Regions from separate parts of the Homo sapiens genome. Here region 2 is linked to region 1. A link is an interaction called in ENCODE POLR2A ChIA-PET data of the cell type or tissue named here. Cell type or tissue: PC-3. All regions are shown on one strand. Links, peaks and the distances in the headings refer to the core of each region. The heading gives the core; the rest is flanking DNA.

Region 1 (2,934 bases), core at 218-2,717:
TATAGCCCTCTTCCCTGGCAATACTCATTGTCTCAGTGATTGGCTTTCTGTGTGGCAAGCAACTGACCTACAGCACAACCCTGGTGTCGGGGTAACAAAAGTATTCTTGGAAAGGAAGGCGCTGATTTGCAATTAAGCTGTTTCTCATATGGCAACTCTGTATGGTATTTTCCACCCTGTTTAGAAGCTGTGTTTTATTTAATAATGGAAAACAAGTATTCCTCAAAATTTTCCCCGTAAATGGGCTTTCAAATGAATAGAATACTGGTCCTTTTTGAAATTGTGTGAAGATTCTTACATAATGCTTTATTCCATGTTTCTATGATTTAAAATTATGTTTCCAATTCCAATGGTTAAACACAACTTACTTACATACTCCCTACTGTCTGCTTTACACAAACTATTTCTTAATACTGCGGTTGACTGTAACATACTATTTGTATGCTTATACATTTGTTAAACAGCTCAGAATAAAACCCGGATATTTGAATATCTACCCCAAATATAAAAGTAGTATTTTGAGCAGAAACCTGTGATTTTTAACTGCCAACACTATAGTTATTCTTAAATAAAAGATAACATCTTTAAAAATAAACAAAATATGTTAATTTTAAACAGTAAAGGACATCAAAAAAATTTAATAAAAATGATTCTTTATGAATTTCTTTACTATTTATTATTTTTAAGATTCATATCCTGTGTTTGAACTCAACAACTTTTGGACTGGGTTAAGATATATCGTTAAATTCGGCTAAAGCAGTGTTGTCAGATGTTTAGGATTCATATAAATTATTACCCTCTAGTTTATTATCTTCAAATCTTTCTTCAATTATTGAAGAGTTTCATTTAAAATATATTAGAAATAATTTAAAAAGTATATATTTTATATTATATAGTATCACAATTATGAACTTAGAATTACAAAATTAAATTAAAAATCCAGATAATGTTTTCTATGCATGAAAATGTAAAATTTTGGAAATTTATTTTAAAATTCTCATATAATTTACTAAAAACCAATAATAAAAGTGAATGTTTCTAACTTAATGCAACTTACAAAATGTGAAATATTTTATCATAAGTGCCCTCACAATCGACTACTCTCAGGATGGCTAAATTGAACGTATCTCAAAAGTCAAGGTTGGTTAATCTGGCAATGTACTTTTGAACTTGGGAAATATAAGGCAGTTGAAAAATAAATGGCTTAAATTTTTACTTTCCTGATCCATAGCTGAAGTATTTCCATGGCTGTATGGGGATGTCATGTTTGAAAATGTTAAATTGAAGCAAGGTCTTGTGTTAGCACAGTGTATTTGAGGATTTATCATCTATTAAGGACAGACATTTACATATTTGAAAATGTTGATCTACGTGCACATAGCTTGTTTAAATTTGTGAATCACCTCTGCAATGAAATAAGTATAAAGACCTACAGTGTGATCTAATGTTAGAATGAGTCATAGTGGAATTATGTAGTCAAAGCAAACAGTGAAAAGACACACAATAATGTGGAAAGAAATAATGACATATTACTGAATAGTTAGACTTTGAACTTTAAAATAGATATCTGCTAGATATCATTCTAGGGCAAAGCCAACTATGAGAGAGTCATTTTTCTTTAAAAGGAGCTCTTTGTGGAGGCTAAATATAATTACTATTGTGTGATTTATAGACAGCTCTCGAGCAATGTGGATATTTTTATTCCTCTCTCTCTGAGTCTGACTGTTCACTGTTGTTACCTATTTGGATAAAATATCATTTTGAAGTTTGGCCTCTTTAAAAATTCTCTAGATCTACTGGTATAATTTTAATTTGGGACTCTGAATTTTATCACATGAAATTCTAAAAAACAACTATATTCTCAGTGGTCAATTTTCTTATATTACTTCAAAAAGAGAGAAGCTTTGAGTGAAATCCTCTTTACAGAAAGACAGTCTAAATTAGAGCTGCCTCTGTTTAAAGAAAAGTTTTCTTGGTTAATAGTGTTTATAGTATGTAATATGATCTAGCATGTGGTTTTTGTTTAATAAGAATATTTAAATATTAAGTTAATTCAGTATCTAACAATATATGTACGTGGGGACAAAATAATAAGAAAAAATATAGAATGTATAATACAAAAAGAGAATCTTTTTATGTGTCAAAAATGTGTATTCAGGAAATTGTTTTTACATTCTTTAAAACAACTGTTAAGTAGACAGAAATAACAAGATTAAGAAAATATCTATTTATGAGCCAGTATTCAAAAACAAACCACTAAGTGAAAATAGTTATACAGTTTTTAATAAATCTGAAAAAAACCTGTATGGTAAAAACTTGATTTTCTTATCACATTTGCACCCTTTCAAATACATAGATTTATTTCAGTAAACTTATTAGAGGAATGTTGACAATAAAGACATTCTACCTAAAATTATGCAACACGAGATATATAAAAACATGGATAGATGCATGAAACATTATGGATAGTAAAGGATATTTGAAAATGAAACGTTATGGGCAGTAAGAAATATTTGAAAAAAAAGAGAGATTAATGAGAGAAATTTTACCACTAAATATTAAAACACAATTAACCTCTAATAACTACTACTTTTATTAGTGTTGATCTGGTAAAAGAACATAAGACATTGTGTGGCAAAGTTGAGTCCCCAAAACTATCTGTAAGAATTTAATATATGATAACATTGCATTACAAATCAAGGGAAAGCATTGGTGAAAGAACGCAACTCAAAAACATATTTCGATTATTTTTTACTGCCTAAATTTTTAGGAAAAATTTAAAAACTGCATGTTTTATATTATGTACTATCACAGTTATGGACTTTAGAATTATAAAATTAAATGAAAAATCCAGATAATATTTTCTATGGATAAAATGTAAAATTTTGGAAATTTATTTTAAAATTGTCATATAATTTACTAAAAATCCTTAAC
Region 2 (2,934 bases), core at 148-2,647, 160 kb after region 1:
AAGGAATGACTCAAATTAGGGCCTTAAGAGAGTCTTATAATAATCCAAAATAAATTAGAGGCTTGGGATAAGGTATGGATTGTGACTTGACTGGTTGCCTTCATAATCCCCTCTACTGCTGCTGTTATAGAGGTTGAGAGCTAAAATATTCAATTCCCAAGATTCCTTTTTAGCAAGTATGGATCATATGACATAATTCTTGCCAGTAATATATGTAAGAAAAGCTGTTTATAGTTTATAGCTTCCAATAAAGTGTTGGGCATGTCCCAGCCAGAAGACAGTCATGCCCTTCAGAGGTTTCCTGTCTTGCCCAGGCCCAGTGTGAAGCACCTGAACATACAGGATCTTCCTAGTCCTTCAGGATGAAGCCACAGGCAGTGACTGTTAGAACAAGAAATCTAATAAAAAGAAGCCTATAAACCAACATCATGTTACATGAGTAAGCTCTGTCTTTCTATTGCATGCTACTGACAATATGATGGTAGAAATAGGAAAAGAGAAGCGCTTGGGGCAACTTAATGAATGATGGTTTCTTCATTAAGATGGACACCCGAAAGGGGATGATTTCGATATATCTGAGATGGAAATACAAATGGAGATGGCCAGCTCGCATTTGAACAGATATCTACTGCTCAGGGCTAAGACTGGTGGGCAACACAGATTGGCAGCATATAAACTAGAAGTCATAGTTGAAGCTGTGAGAATACTTGAGTGTTGAATGATAAGGATATAAGGCCAAGCAGAAAACTGAAGAAAAGAAGGCCAGAAGACAACAAAACTGGATGGAAACTGTATAGTGAATTTCAGACAAATTAAGGAAATACAGCAGGTGATGGTGTCTGTGAAGCCATAGTAGACTCCAATTTCAGGAAAGGGTGAATGCTGCCCAGTATTACAGACTGGCCACTTCGGTCTATTCTGTGCATTCTGTTTCAGTGAACTGGTGGTGGCAGAAGCCACATTTCCAAATCCAAGTGTCCAGGGCAGTGTAGATGGTTCTCTGTTCTTTGATCCAAAGAGTAATCCCTTCTGGGGAAGCAAAAAATGGCTGGTCCTAACATAGCAGGATATTCTTTCTCTTCATCAAGGTGGTTGGAGAAGCAAGAAAAGGGTCTTTCCTTAGAGAGGGTGAGTGGGAGTTAAGCTTTATTGCTCGTGTTTGAGTAAACTCCTAGTCTGGTCTCTCAATCTTTACAATTTGTTTAAATTTTTGCAAAGGCAGCCACAGCATCTTAGAAAGAAATGTCTTTAAAATACTATGTTAAGTTTAGGCATTAATATTGTCGAATGATCGCATTAAATAATTTTAAAATGATAGTTTAATGATCAGAGTTTAAAGAATTTGCATTGGACAATTGTTGAAATGAATCATTTAAAACTGTTCACAACTCACTTTTTCAGAATCTCTAAAAGACATAAAGCAACATATCTTTTCATAGGTTTCAATAATTCTTAAATACTACCTTTATTTACATAGAATTATATTTCCTATTGTGCTTTTGTTTCTTTACTCAAATTATTCATAAAGCTTTCAATAAAACAACGTTTATGATCTGAATATAATTTTATCCCCTGCATTCTGGAAGGATGCTGTCGGTTTTTACAGAACGTCTTATAAAATGAATGACAAGATAATTGTGTGATTAGCACATGGATGGTTAATGACTGGGAAAATGGGTCTAACATAAAGAAACTCGTTAAAATATATTGGATGGCAGGATCTAGCAAACAAATGAGTTAAAACAACAGCTCGGTGGTATCTAATTAACCCTAGAAAACCTTAGGGAGATAAATATATATATTTTTAATTTCCCTAGATCATAAACTAAAAAAATAATATTTGCTTTTAAAGCCATCAGGAAGCTCCTCCCTTCTCTTCTCGGTTCATAAAAGTTCTATAGTCTGTCCCAACTCTTGGTACTTACCAGGCTTTTATAGCAAATGAGAAAATAGTAAAGTTAATGCCCCTTAACAGGAATTTCATTTGCACCGGTTTCATTCTGAGTATGACAAATTCATTCAATACAACTCAATCTTTACACAAAAATGATTTAGGATGGACTATTAGATTTGTACAGTATTTGAACTTTCCCTTTCAGCTATGAGGAAATCATCATGTCTTTAGTGATAAAGACTCTTTAAAACAACTGAATTTCAATACAAAGAATAACCTCAAAGGTTGAAGATTAATTTGTTATAAAATGTCTCCATCTTCTCCTGCTCATACCTATCCAATGGCATCTTTTTATTCCTGTTTCTTTAATTTCTTTCCCTTGAAGGTTTCTCACTCTGTAGCTTTCCTGCTGGAAGATGCACTTTCCCTTTCTGCCCTAAAGGACGAATTACTTCTAAGTGAGTTAACTTTGCCATAACAGTTCCCCGCCCTCCTCCCCTGCCCCCCTCCCCCCGCCTCCTCCCACCCGCCCCCGCCCGTTAGTGTGTGCCATATGCATTGTATGCTAAAATAGGTAGTGGGGAATTATTTTTTCCTTTAAAAAGTGTGGGGGGTCTCAGATTCTACCCTTTGATCTTTAAAATCCTTGGATAATGTACTGGGCAGTTAAGAGTGAGCATAGACTGTCAAAAAACATTACAGTAACACATTGTATGCCTGTCTCAAAATATCACATGCACTTCATAAATATATACAGCTATTATGAACCCATAATAATTAGAAATTAAAAATTGAAAAAGGAAAGAAATAACAGAACACCCTAACAGAGGAAGTAATATCATTTAAAACATCTATATCTCCATTTATTCTGGATGCACCAGACTAAATATTCAAATTTTTAACAACAAAATTAAATATCAAACACATTGCCTATAAAAGTGAAATATTCTTCTTTTAGCCTATTCCCCTGGCAGGATACTCATGCATATTTTAAATACATATAAGGGGTTGGGGGTGGTCCGAGGCACAGCTACACCAGT

The links. ChIA-PET counts read pairs that join two places held together with the same protein. Peaks named below come from ENCODE experiments on the same cell type or tissue, not always from the same donor. Only the 100,000 strongest peaks of a DNase experiment are listed, where the experiment ranks them.
Region 2: POLR2A ChIA-PET joins it to region 1 with 6 read pairs; 2 of 35 experiments call an interaction of 5 or more read pairs at or near these places.

What each region holds. Positions count from the first base shown.
Region 1 is chr10:4,724,721-4,727,654 of GRCh38, reverse strand. The region is part of intron 2 of LOC105376375 (a long non-coding RNA gene); the gene reads left to right. Among named protein-coding and RNA genes, the nearest start is that of MANCR, 48 kb to the right of the region's middle. In PC-3, for the core only: no CTCF peak of the experiment used is centred there; a DNase peak (open chromatin) is centred at 1,474; H3K4me3 peaks cover 312 bases; H3K27ac peaks cover 2,500 bases.
Region 2 is chr10:4,565,232-4,568,165 of GRCh38, reverse strand. No RefSeq gene overlaps it. Among named protein-coding and RNA genes, the nearest start is that of LINC00705, 89 kb to the left of the region's middle. In PC-3, for the core only: no CTCF peak of the experiment used is centred there; no DNase peak of the experiment used is centred there.